Regions from separate parts of the Homo sapiens genome. Here regions 1 and 2 are each linked to region 3. Evidence: chromatin contacts called from ENCODE Hi-C or POLR2A ChIA-PET data. All regions are on one chromosome and are shown on one strand. The core of a region is the stretch at or near the end of the contact, and the rest is flanking DNA. Distances in the headings are between cores, read along the strand shown. Region 1 overlaps MECOM (MDS1 and EVI1 complex locus). Region 2 overlaps MECOM (MDS1 and EVI1 complex locus). Region 3 overlaps MECOM (MDS1 and EVI1 complex locus).

What was found. Hi-C counts contacts between places; a loop is a spot of excess contacts on that map. ChIA-PET counts read pairs that join two places held with the same protein, here RNA polymerase II (POLR2A). Pooled maps may share reads with other maps.
Region 1: a map of ascending aorta shows a loop between it and region 3 (2.3-fold over the local background). The contact joins two enhancer-like sites. A Hi-C loop is called at or near these places in 4 of 168 maps with a recorded cell type or tissue (ascending aorta, colonic mucosa, endothelial cell of umbilical vein and 1 more). POLR2A ChIA-PET finds 5 or more read pairs at or near these places in 2 of 52 experiments (H1 and OCI-LY7).
Region 2: a map of endothelial cell of umbilical vein shows a loop between it and region 3 (11-fold over the local background). The contact joins two enhancer-like sites. A Hi-C loop is called at or near these places in 6 of 168 maps with a recorded cell type or tissue (Caco-2, Calu3, PC-3 and 3 more) and 4 of 50 pooled maps. POLR2A ChIA-PET finds 5 or more read pairs at or near these places in 1 of 52 experiments (PC-9).

The regions. Positions count from the first base shown.
Region 1 is chr3:169,322,102-169,326,825 of GRCh38, reverse strand. The region is part of intron 2 of MECOM (MDS1 and EVI1 complex locus); the gene reads left to right. Among named protein-coding and RNA genes, the nearest start is that of MECOM-AS1, 120 kb to the left of the region's middle. Within about 2 kb of position 2,810, at least 5 of the 41 ENCODE cell types and tissues checked have a DNase peak (open chromatin) inside an H3K27ac peak, as active enhancers do.
Region 2 is chr3:169,495,704-169,500,158 of GRCh38, reverse strand. All of the region lies in intron 1 of MECOM (MDS1 and EVI1 complex locus), which reads left to right. Among named protein-coding and RNA genes, the nearest start is that of MECOM-AS1, 50 kb to the right of the region's middle. Within about 2 kb of position 2,423, at least 3 of the 41 ENCODE cell types and tissues checked have a DNase peak (open chromatin) inside an H3K27ac peak, as active enhancers do; they include endothelial cell of umbilical vein, where a contact is called at or near this core.
Region 3 is chr3:169,385,978-169,390,263 of GRCh38, reverse strand. All of the region lies in intron 1 of MECOM (MDS1 and EVI1 complex locus), which reads left to right. Among named protein-coding and RNA genes, the nearest start is that of MECOM-AS1, 60 kb to the left of the region's middle. Within about 2 kb of position 1,908, at least 14 of the 41 ENCODE cell types and tissues checked have a DNase peak (open chromatin) inside an H3K27ac peak, as active enhancers do; they include endothelial cell of umbilical vein, where a contact is called at or near this core.

The sequences.
Region 1 (4,724 bases), core at 1,561-4,060, 64 kb after region 3:
TTGCATTGAATATTAATTAACACGAACTGAAAAGAGAGAATTTTGTTACACACCCAAACATATTCATGAAATTAATATTTAATTTCACACAAGTACTTTACTGTCCGTTTGAAGGTGGTAAAAATAGCAAAGGCAACATGATTTTTAACTTGCTGATCTACAAAAAAATGTTTAAATAGACTCCGATTATTGAAGCCTGATTTTAATAAATAATTCAAGAATGAAAGAACGGTCATTTCTGTGGGAAGCAAAAGGAGACCATTCAACTAGTACTGACCTTGTCACTGAAAATTAAGTTCTTTCTCTGAATCCAAAAATCAAAGCTTAAAAGGCCACTCTCTCTATAATATTTCATTAACTTTTTGAAATGAAATACCTATTGATTAGGTTTTCTTTCAGATAATAAATTCTACATGTCTAATCTGTCACTTCAATTACAGTATTTACTTGTACACAAGGAAAATGTTTTTACATGTGAAATTAATAGACTTTTCCAAATAACATACTGTAAGGGTTCAGGTGGCATAATTTTTCGTTTCTTTGAATAGAATATCCAGAGTGCATCCATCTTTTCTCTTCTAATGTTTTGCCTGTGTTGTTTTCTGCCTAGAAGGCTCTCCTCTCTCTCTGTCCCCTGGATCCTTAACAAGATCCTAGTTATCTCCAAAGCCTAGTTCAACTGTTGCCTCCACCGAGAGGCTTCCTTGAGCTTTTTTTCTAAACAGAATAATCCCTCCTCTTTCTCTGTGTTCCACAGCCCTGTTGACACACACCATTGGTGTGGCCCTTATTGTGCCATGTTATCTCTGCCCTAGGCTGGCTTCTAAGCCTTTTATGGCTCATCTTTTTCATATTGCTATGTCTAGTGCCTAGCCCAGTGGCAGGCACACAGGGTTGTTGAATTTAGTGCTACACATTATGGAAGCTGAAATGTTTGTTTTGACCCTTTGGTTTGTATTTCTTCTTCGTAGAAATCAACGCAACTTCATGGATCTTTATCTTTTAATAGTTTACATGAAGTATCTCACATCTGGCAACTATCACCCCCGACCCAATCATAAATAACATTCAAAGTTATTTAACTTCCTTTATTAAAGGGGAGCTGAAAGGAGCAGCAGACTTTGTTGGCCAACTTCTAGAAAGGAAATAAAGGCCATTCAGACGTCAGAAGATTGTATATGTTAGTTGATACAGTGCATTCAGTGTTCTTAAAGGATCAAACACCAAGTTAGTATTGAACTCAATTTTCCATCTTCTTCAACAGTGTCTAAGTTAAGAATCAAAGTTTGTTGGTGTTAAGATGCTTTAAAGTAGAATGTCTTGGGGCTTCACATACCCTTCAGACACATTTATCCTAAGCTAAATTTACCCTTTATGAAGGGGACAACTTGAACTATTTAATGCACCTTAAAAAGTGGTGGTGAGAGGTAGATACTTTTCAGTTGTTATGTCATGGCCTTTATTCAGTATTTCTGAATCCTCTTACAGATAGAAACACTTGCAAACATTCATCGGGAATTTGGCTAGCAGAATAGTAACCCACCAGCCAAAGCCCACCTCATCCAGTTTCCAGTGGTTGGTTGCTAGAAAGATATTCCAGTGACTGTCCGAAAGCAAAAACAAGCGGACCCGTAGCTGTGCTCCTGTTCTGTGAATGGTGTGCTCCGCAGTGTCCACCTCGGGGTGCTTCTGTGCACCTCTGGGCCCAAAGCTCAGTGAAAACTTTTCACTATTCATAAGGGGGTTCTCAAACCCATGGTAGGTTAGACTTCAAGATCTGGTTTTGATCATCCTAGATTTAGTACTCTGCTGCCTGGAAAATATGAGCTGTGAGTAGTGTGAAGAGCTGTTACTGTAGGACCCACAGTTTGCAAGGTAACTTCAATCTGTACCAGGTGTGATTTGATTTTGCTGAGATGAGGGAGTTGGCAGAGAAGGGAGGGGGGTGGTAGGGAAGAGGCTGTGGAAATACCCTCAGTAAAAAGTACCCAGAGTTGAATCTTCTAGCTGTCAGAACAAGTTCTTCCTGGCAAACTGCGTTAACGGCATTAGCCCCAGCCCACTGTCCTCAGTCTCTTCCTGCACTTGTAGGAGGAAAGTTGGTTCTAAGTTTCTGTTATGCTCAGTAATGAGACAGAATAAGGTGACACGGAAGACAGTGAACCAGAGGAGGGAGAATCCGAGGATCTGCACCGAGTCCCTTTCTTCTAGTCATTAGCTGGGACTTTGGCACGTTGCCGAAATTCTCAGAAGGTCAGTTTGTTCCTTTGTCAAATAATAATTAAATCTTCCCTCTACCCAGAGAGTTTCCTAAATGAACTTTTGAAAGATATTGTCTATAAAAATATTTCAAGACCTGTAAAAAATGTTTTTGACAAGACAGATGTGAAAGTATGCAGCAGAGCATGTGTGTTTGAAATCCTCCAGCCATGAAGATGATTTTCTTAAAGGAGAAGTGTGTATCTCCCGTTCTCATACTCTGACTATCCCTATACTTCTGACAACTTCTAGGCGTTGGTTTCTGTGAACACACCTTGGTCACTACACGAGAGTGTGCTTGGTTTCCTCATCAGTAAACTGGGGACAATAATACCCACCTCCCAGGGTTATCGTGAGGATGAAACAAAGCAACCTGTGTGAGCACAGAGCACTATAGGAGTTCGCTGAATGTTAGTTCCTCACTCTTTCCTCTCCACCCCCATGCCCCTACTCTGGTGAAATAAAATCCTTCTTGTATAACTCAGGAAGCCCCAGGAACACATTCCTGCAAGCCATGGAGGAAAGAAATACTTCCCTGTGTCCTTTTGGAGAGAGCTGGGCTTCGGCTGGGCTGATGTCATAGCTATGCTCCTGGCTGCCTTTTAGTCAGAAGAGATGTTAGTGTGCTGAAAAATAGCCAAGGAGGCTTTTTTCCTCTGCATGGGAAAGAAGACATTTTTGTCCATCCTCCAAGTCTTCCTTGCACAGATTACTGTCAAACCCAAGCACTTTATTTATAAAAATGCCAACATACTCTGATTATTTGGCGAATAACCATGCTGCTGTCAGTGTACAAACAGCACATAGAGTATAAAAACAATCTCCATTTTTATCATGGCTGTCACAGCTGGGAGGCTGTGGAACAAGGATGCATTGTTTGAGGGAAGGGCTGTAGAGGCAACATTCAGGTCCTTTGGTGGCCTCCTGGGCAGAAAGACTGTGGTCACATTTGGTAAACTGTTACATGTTCTTTTACTGAAAAACATTAGGCTTGCCATAAATTAGTTTCTGGGTTCAATATTGAGATCTTGACATACTGTTGCTTTTAGATAAGCATTCCCTGGCCTGCCTGTCTGTCTGCCTCTCTCTTCTCTAATTCATAGGCCGTCCAAATGCCTACGTGCTTCCATGGAACAGGAAGACAGACCCAGTGGCTGTGCAACCAAAGGAAATCCATCATTCACTGATGAATTTCTAATGACTTCATATTTTACTACCACATGGAACTCCCAAATAAAGCCTCTAGAAGGGAAACACACACCCAATACTGGGGGAAGGAGGGGTAAAGAAGTGATGGCCCTTTACTCAGCACTGGTTTCTGACCTCCTCAAGCTGGTTCCTTCTGGGTCAAGGTAGATCCTAGGGAGGATAACTCTCCTGGTTTCAGTAACAGTTGTGAAGCATATGTGTGAGTGCATATGATGACTCTGCATGTCTAAGGTCTAACAGATTGGTCCCAGGATATTACATGTTTTCCCTGGAAAACCATTTCTTTTTTTCCTAAAATGTGTTTCATCATTGTATGAGCTGTTGCTGCTGCTTTTTTTTTTTTTTTTTTTTTTTTTTTTTACCGGAGTCTTGCTCTGTCATGCAGGCTGGAGTGTAGTGGTGCAATCTCAGCTCACTGCAAACTCTGCCCCCCCCGGGTTCAAGTGATTCTCCTGCCTCAGCCTCCCACGTAGCTGGGATTACAGGTGTATGCCAACATGGCTGGCTAATTTTTGTATTTTTATTAGAGATGGGGTTTTGCCATGTTGGCCAGGCTGGTCTTGAACTCCTGACCTCAGGTGATATGCCTGACTCGGCCTCCCAAAGTTCTGGGATTACAGGCATGAGCCACTGTGGCCGGCCTTTTATGAGCTTCTCAGTGGATGAATTGGTATCATTTACCTTTAGTAGGTACTCATTGGCATTTGCTGTCTTTATAATTTTTTTTTTCTTTTTACAGTGGTGAACACTCCAGGAAGAATTAACTGTATAGTCCTTCACTCCTCAAAGAGGAAACTTTATTAAGTTGTTCAGTTGGTTCCATCCTGATAAGTCTTGGTCAGGCTTGGGAAAAAAGTTTTCATGTGATTTTTAATGAAGGAGTTCTTTACACCTATAGCCTATTGAGAGACTAGTGAGCTGCCAAGGAGGTCAATGAGTATGGAGAATAAAGCGGTATACAAAAGACAAAGCCCTAGAGCCTCTTTGTGAATGAATAAAATAAAATTGGGTGTTAGCCCTTGCACCTAATTCCCAATCTGGCCAAATAGGTGTTATCTTTATACCTCTATTGGCAGGTTCCATCACATCTCAAATAAAGAAAATAAAGAAGAAAAATATTTGGGTCTAGATAACATCGTGGGGTTAGAAATACTCTCAGTACCACCTAAGAGGAAACACACACGAGATTCAGTTAATTTTCATGCTAAATCCAAGTGTCATATCACACCACCAGAAATTCAAGTAACTTCTTATAG
Region 2 (4,455 bases), core at 1,174-3,673, 110 kb before region 3:
AATAAATAGGCTTTTTCTAATATTTTTATTCAGTTATTTTAAACCTTCTTCCTTTATCCTACTGTTAAATTATTAAACATTATTTAAAAACTATAAAATGTAACTGATTGAATATAGTGCTGTCTGGGAAATTTCACACTGTTGCCATAAGTGACTATAAAGCAAGATCTGTAGTTTTAACAGGATGTTTTTATCTCTTCTGGAGATAGATAGTGAGGGCTAGAGAGCCTTAGAAAATGTTACCAAGCTGTGTATTTTTATTCTTGCTTTTCCTCTATTGGTTACCCTTAATATACATTATAATTTTTAATTTTCCTAAAAATGTCTGCAGTTAGTAGTCTTAACCTCCTCCCTAGGAAGACAAGGACTTTAATACATTTTAACATCCCTTCAATCTCTTGCATGATCTTGCCATCAACTCCTATTTTTGACATTATTATGTTCTAGCTTCTTTTAAAGCATATAATGCTTTAGATATATCAGCATGTTTTGTTGACTTATTTGGTCCCTGTTTTTCCTTGCATCCCATTCTTTTTTTTTCCCCCTGGTCGAAGTAAATTGTTTAGTATTTCTTTCCAAGATAGCTCCTGAGAAGTTAGCTTTTTTAGGTCTTATAAGTCTGGAAATATCTTCTTCTTGTCTGCTCTTTTGAATGATGGTTTGACAACTGGATACAGAATTCTGGTTTAGCTATTTTGCCTTGGAACTTTGAAAATACTTGTCCATTGTTTTTTAGCAGCTCTGGTTATTGAGGAGAACAGTTCTTCTCTTATTCTGACTATACTCTTTTTTTTTTTTTTTTTTTTTTTTTTGTGGGTAATCTGTCTTTTCTCTCTGCAAGCTTAAGATTTTTCTCTGTATCCTGGACCTTTTGAAGTCTTACTGCAACATCTCTAAGTTTGGACTTTTCTTTTTTGGTACTTCTTGTGACTGTTTCTAGTGCTCATGTCTTTTATTAATTCTGGAAAACTTAGCCATGATCTGTTCAAATATTGTATCTCTTCTGTCCTTTCCTTCTGGTATATATATGTATACATATAAACATATGGATATTTATATACTCATATGTATATAGTTTTATATCTCTTAACTCTGATTTATTTAAATATCTTTATCTCTTTACATTCTGTGAGATTTATTGTTTCTTCGTAAAATTAACTAATTTTCCCTTCAGCTGTGTGCAGTTTATTCTTTAGACCATGTGTTGAATTTTTTACTTCACGCTTTTCCATCTAAAAATTTCCAATTGGTTTTTTTCATAAGTATTGTTTTTTCTATAGCCCTACTTTTGTTTCACTGATGCTAATGCTCCTTTTCCTCTTAGAGAATTGTAAACATCATTATTTAAAGTCCATTTCAGATTGCTTAGTTATTTCTATTTCTTTGTATAGGTTTCCCTTCTATTGGGCTTATCAATTACCTTTACAGTGCTGATTTTCTTGTGTAAATTTATTTTTTAAGAGCCTATCTTGCATGGGAATTTTCTTGAATTCATTCTTCCCTGTATGGTAATTCAGCAGTTGCCTCAACTCCACCAGGTCTTGTGATAGTGTGGATAGAACAGCCTTCTGTTCAGAGGCTGGCAGTGAAGTTTTAACTCTGGCTTTATGCAGTGTACTTGGGTCATGTGTGGGGCAGGCTCAGGCCCTTTTCTGTATAAACACTGAAACCCAAAACCTACTGTTCATCTTTGGGCATAAACCGAGCATCCTTTAGTATTGTAGGTTTCCTTTTCTTTTATGGTCCATGAAAACTTTCTTGCTTTTGGACAGAGTTTCACTTTCATATATTTTAAAAATCATTATCCATTATTTCTCGCTTTTGAACAGGGGGCAATTTTGGCATGTACTTACACTGCCATTTTGGTCTGTTATTTTCGTGGGATTTAAAAATAAGTTTTATTTTCAATAAATATTTTTCACACAGGTAAACATGTTTTTACTAAATCTTCTTTATTAATTTAAGATATAATATTTCAAATTACACTTAACTGATATGGAAGAAATAATTGTGAACATTGGTACAAATTATGTATTTTGTCATCTTGTACTTCAAAGCTCCTTGGATTAAACATTAATGAAGAAGAATCAATAGAGAGAACAGAAATAAAGCGCATATTCAGTTGAAGTCTGAAGGAGTTTTTAAGACTCTAGAGAAGAGAAGGTGTAAAATACTAACTTTTGTTTTTTCAGCTGATTTATCAATGTGATTCACACATTTCTGAGGCCACAAACAGGATATATGGCATATGTTGGCCTAAGAAACAAAACAAAACAAAACTCTTCTTTTGTACTTTATTCGATAAATAGCTAAAGCCTACATATGGAATTTTTGTACTGATTCACTCAACAAACACATTGACTTTATATGAGTTGAACTTTATTTAGACATAATGAGAAGCCATTGGAATGTCTGAAATGTGAGGAGACATAATCAGAATTATGCTTTAGGATGTTTGTTTTGGCAAAGGTATGCAGGATGAATTACAAGAGAGAAAAACTGGCCGGGAGCTGTGTCTCATGCCTGTAATCCCAGCATTTTGGGATGCCGAGGCGGGTGGATCACCTGAGGTCAGGAGTTTGAGACCAGCCTGGCCAACATGGTAAAACTCCATCTCTACTAAAAATACCAGTAAAAGAAAAAAAATTAGCCGGGCCTGGTGGCAGGCACCTGTAATTCCAGCTACTTGGGAGGCTGAGGCGGGAGAATCACTTGAACCCAGGAGGCAGAGGTTGCAGTGAGCTGAGATCACACTACTGCACTCCAGCCTGGGCAACAGAGTAAGACTCCATCTCAAAAGAAAAAAAAAAGAAAAAGAAAAAGAGAAAAATTGAAGAATTAGAGAGCTAGTTAGTGGGCTATTGCAAAAGAAGCATTGGGAGTAAATGATAAGGACCTGAAGTAGGTTGTGGCAATAGGGATAGAAAGAACAATATAATAAGGTAAGAATAAGCAGGACTTGGTTGCTGATAGTAAGTGGGAAGCAAGGAGTCAAGAGAAGTCAAATATGAACTGTGGCATGGGGAGAATAATATTGCCATTAAAGAAATTACTAAATCAGACTGCTAGGATTAAGGAACTAAAGAGTCTGCTCATTTTAATGTGTTATGAATTTATAAACTCTTTTTCAGAAGGAATGGTAGCAATAAAGAGGGAAGAAATAGGGTAATAGTTTGAATGGATAGAAGGCTAAAATCTTTCTTAAAGTTTATGCATGCTTGGCTGTGTTTACTGAATATAATCTATTTTATGGGGGTCCCAAAGAAAATTTTTCTGTAGCCATCACAGCTACCTGTAAACATTTATTGTTCATTACCATATGTTTAGAAAATAGAATCAAGAAAGAGCCATTATTTTCTTTTTGATTTTCACATGATTTGGATTTTCCACTGAAGTTCAAGCAAAAGTCAACTTGGGATCTTGGGAATGAACTAAGACGTGGAAATGCTTAGGTCCAACCATGCTCTGAGGAAGGCTTTATGATGGAGATGGAATCAGATACTGAACGAAAGAATTTGAAGTCATTGCAGGGTTATCTCCAGCCAGAGGGGAAATGGCCAGTCAGGAAGAACAACTGGCACAAGGAGCCAGAGCAGTGGCTTGCCGATAACCCTTGGGAAGAGCAACCCTCTCTTTAAGGAAGTCACAGAATTAGCTTCCTGAAAAAACACATTAGTTTGACGATTCACTTGATCTCAAATGAGGTATGGATCATGGTGATTCTTAAAAAAAATGAGGCAGTTTTAGAAAACTTGAGGAAATCCCTCTTTTAGGTTACAAACACCACAAGGGTTTTAAAACAAAAGCTCTTAGCTAAGGGATAATAATTTCCATATGCACGTTTGGTTCTAACATGAGAATATGTTTCCAAAGACGGGTGTATTGTCTGTCTTCAAGGGAATCTTTAAGGCTTATAGAGGCAACTGGCTAGCCACTGAATTCCAGTGAACTCCTGATAGACTCTGCCCATCCCTAATATGTTTTCAATGGTGAGAAATTCTGCCACTGGCCACTGCAGAATTTTCTTTGCTTCCAATTTCCCCATAACAACAGGGCTTTTTCTTGTTTGAGGAGGCTCCCATATCCTAAATGCAGATCCAAGAGAAAAGCTTTGCATGTCCTCATTTGTTCTCCATATTTGTGACTTCTAGTTGGAGTCGACCCTTTTACTGGTAGGGTCGTTATGCTTACTATGTGTCAGGCACTGTTTTGAAGACTTTACAGGTATAGCTCATGAGATCCTCACATCAGTCTTATGACACAGCTCTATTATTATCTATTCTAAAAGAAGAGGAAAGGACAACCCCAACCTGCTGAAAGTTTTCAGCTAGTAAGCGGCCAGCCATCAATTAACATCACTGTGCCATGCTGCCTTCTGTAAGTACAATGTGACTAATGGCTTTGAAACTGAAGAGCTTTTGTGAGTGACTGGTTCATAGTTTTGATAGTGAGGCC
Region 3 (4,286 bases), core at 659-3,158:
TTATAAGCTTTTGGCACACCAAATTTTGACCACCTTCTGGTTTCTACTATGTAGAACTGGGATTGCTTGAGTGGAATGGACCTGGGGATGAACTTGTCCAACATGCTTATTTTATGGATAGGGAAACAGAGACCCCAAGCAGCTATGACTCTCAGCCTCTGCCTCTCAAGGTTACTCCAGGGTTCAGCAACATATTGACGCAAGCACAACTCCATGCCAGGACTTGTGACCCTCCTGCTTTCTCCAAATGCAAATGGCATAGTTTACAATCCTCCATCTTGACCCATATGGGAGTTGTAAAATATTCTCTATACCTTCCTGATGCTGATATACTTCCTTTCTTGACAATGGTTAGTCCTCAACTAATGTGTCCAGCCCTAAACTAATGTGTTCCGTCATCAGTAAATTCCTGACTGTGATAGTCTTTTCTTAAATACCTGTTTAAACAGTAATTTAGATAAGAATGTCCCATTTGTGTGCAACAGGAAATGCCTGCCTTCTTTTAGATATGCTGGCAAATAATTACTGTAGATATGGCTGGAATACTGAAAGGCTGTACTCTGGTCATTTCAGATTGCCTGAGGAGTAACCACCCAGTCTGCTGCAGCATGAATTCAGGACGGTTCTACTTTCCTCTAAATGAATCTGAAGGAAAATCACTTTGGGGACATAGAAAGCTTATGAAGAAAAAGCCCATCAGGTCCATCAGAGGTTGCTAAAAGTCTCTCAAAAATTTGTACTGGCAAAAGAAAGTAGAGGCACATAGCTAAAACATAAAAGAAAAACTATCTATCTGATATGTGATAAGTCTGTTCTTACCTGGTCATTCCAGTGGATATTGGTGACGGTGGCTCCTTAACAACAGAATAAGCCAAACATTAACCAGCTCATGTTTTCCTTTGGAATAGTACTCACAGAACTTTAATGTCTTTGCGTTAGCTCTTTTAGATTCAGTAACTAGATACCAAATGGCTTTACTGGTACCTCAAGTATGAATTTTCTAGCAATTTCTTTCCATTACCTTTTGACAAAAGCTTAGTTCCATCTCTGAAGAGAAAGTTTTGGAAGAGGCGAAGCCCATTTTTTAATAGCTTAGGAGTACTAGTTTAATTCCCAAATCATATTTATTTAGTGAAATGTCTGTGAAATTCCTAGAGGAGTGGAAAATCTCTTAACCAGATTTAAAAGCCACAGGACATGCAACAGTATGCCGCAATACCAGGAGAAAAATAAAAGTTTGCTCATTGATTTAGTCCCTTATTTTCCATCCGTATCACATTCTTTGCCATCTCCCTTGCTATCTTGCCCCCAATACTTCCATTCTGAGTCTTTTTGACAACTCGTATATGAAATATTTTTAGGAAACACTGGGGAAAAGTTCCATAAGGAAGACATGGAATAGCATGGTACTATGAAGTAGCAAATACTAAAAGTGCAAGGAAGCTTAGAGGGTCATTAAAAAAATTCTAGTGCCAAGCCATGTTGATAGATTATTTCCAAACATAATGGTCGTATCTAGAGACACGGGTTCTACAGATTCAGTCCAGTGTCCAAACACTCCATTTAAGTCTCTTTTCTTCTCACTCCCCTCTGGAGCAGGACATGCTAAAGACTATGCCCATCAGCAGTTCCCATTCTATTCAATGTCTCTGTTTTCTAAGCCTGTAATTCTGCACCCTTGCTACAGTCCTTCACAGCTTGTTTAAGTCAGTTTTCTGGAAATTCATTTTCCCTACTTTTACTAGTTTCCTTTCTTCGTTTCTTTGGGATCTTAAATTTCATTATCTTGGGGCCATTCTCATAGAAGATTTTGCTGGCCAGTTCATAGCCTCCTTCTTTGTTCTGTTTGTGCATCTGGCATTAGTTGAGCTCCACCCTTTTCCCCAAGCCCAGCACGTGTTTATTCACTGTGTTACTGGTGCAGAAGAGCTGGCTCCCGAAGTCCTCTGCTTTCTCACAAACAAGCCTCTGTAACTGCTCTGGAATTGTCCTAACAAGGGAAGAAGAGCATGTCCAGTTTTAATTTTGTAAGGAAATTGATGTCTTCCCCCTCCCTTCCCTGCCGCACTGTTAGCAGGCATCAGCTCATGGACTTGTGCTCATGTGCTCACGTCCTACCAGGAGGTCCCTAGTGGGGCTTTGAGGTTTGGCCGAGCTGTTCTCCTCCTAGAGCAGGGCACACATCCTCCGCTCTCAGCCACGTGTAATCCTTCCTGTCTGCTTGCAAGTTGGGCACAAAGTACTGGCGCTTGGGCCCACCCTCTTCTTTAGTAGCAATTAACCTTTACTACAGAGCTTCCTTTGAAGTTTGCTCATGTTTTTATTACAAAACTGCAATGAGGAACATAATGGGGGGAAATGTCTAAATTTCTGAGTTACCTAATCTGTTCAATTCCCTAGTTGAGCTCCTCTTGGCAGTTGTTTCATGTAGTTATGATCTCAACCAGTCTGCCTGGGATCTCAAATCATGTTTCTGTCTCAGCCTATTTTTAAGATTAGGGAGCTATTACACACACACACCCCTACACACAGATTGCAAATACACATGGATGTGTGTATTATATGCATATATGTGTACAGTTGAGTATAAATAATTAACTTCTTAATAACTACAGAAATCAGTCTTACTTTATAGTCAAAGTATGTATATATGCTCTTAATATTAAACTTTTTAGTTGCTGAATATTTTCTATCAATGAACTAATGTGAAGAGTAGAGAGAAAAATTATTCATGTTACTATCACTAATGATAATGCTGAGTGATAAGTATTATGATGGGCATTAATGGTGAAACTCAGGATTTTGAATGGCATCTGACCAGATTTGCAGTTAAACTAGGCGGAAAGGCCAAAAGAAACAAATGGTGAGTTATATAAAACCCACAAAAAGAGAAGGCATTTAGGCCAGCCTTGCAAATAAGAACCGAAGAATTACGAGTGAAATGGCATTTTTTTCTAGCCTGCCGTTCACAGGCGCTCAAATAAATGAAATCATTTTTTTTTCTGCTTTTCACTCAGCAGTAAATCACTCATTGGTAATCCAAGGTTGGTAGAAAAGCAACTATGAAACTCAAAGAAAATTCAAGGGAATCTTTTTTTCCCTTCTGTAGGTAAGGACTTTGTAAGAAAAATGTAAAAATCACAAAAGACATATAGACTTAGTTCCATAAAAGTTAAAAAAAATCGAAATACCAAATGGCAAATTGTCTACTAGGAAATTTTAAAATACAATATCCAAGGGCTAATTTATTTATCATTAATAAGACAGACATGAAAGCCTAATTAAAAGTGGGCAAAAACAATGAACAATTTGCAAATAAAGAAGTTTGAATGACAAATAAGAATATTTAGTTTCTGTAATCAACTGAGATGTGAATTAAGCAGTAATAGATATATAATTTTCTTTATTAAAAACAAGACATAATAATAAATGCCAGTATAATTGGTAGAAGTGTAAATTGCTATACACTTTCTGAAAAGCAATCTGTCAATACCCACTAAGTTTTCTTATAGGAATCTAACCTAAGGAAATTGAAATGGATGACAATAAAAATTTATGTTAAGGAAGGCTCATTTTCATGATATTTATGATATCAGAAAATTAGAAGCAACATAAATAAAATCCATGGAAGTAGTTCAGCTGTTGTGGATTCCTATAATGGAATATTATAAAGCAATTAAATGTAGTTTTAGAAAATAGTAAAATACACATAAGGAAGGGTTTATAATAAACTATAATCCAATGAAAAAGTCAAAAGCCAAAGTATTCACACATTATGGCTACGATTTTGATAAAACAAACAAACTTTAAAACATATCTTTAAGGATCGAAAAACAAGTTGCCTAAGAGTTAAAGGGAGGACTGGGTTTGGACACCCAGCTAGTCTCAGCTGACTTTGGATATATTGAATATCAGGTCCTACATCTGGAAAATGGAAGATTATTCTTATCATCATTTTCTCAATGGATTGTTTTGAGCATTAAAATGAGAAAATGTGGATACATCTATGGAAGTTACTATTATTGGTATTATTTCTGCAATTTCTTCTCTTTGAAGGTTCTGATATGTTTCCAAAATGGAATACTTCTGAAGTGGAAACCTATGGTAGTTATTCAAAGACACATATAAATAAATATAATCTAATCAAAATGTGGCCTTTCCCTTGGTCTCTGAGGAAATTAGAACACTTAAAATTTGAATTGAAGAGGTTGACTTCCAAGAGCAATTTCCCAAATCATTTGTCTCAAATCCAACAATATGCTTGTCTTTCTTTCCTCACTCAGTTA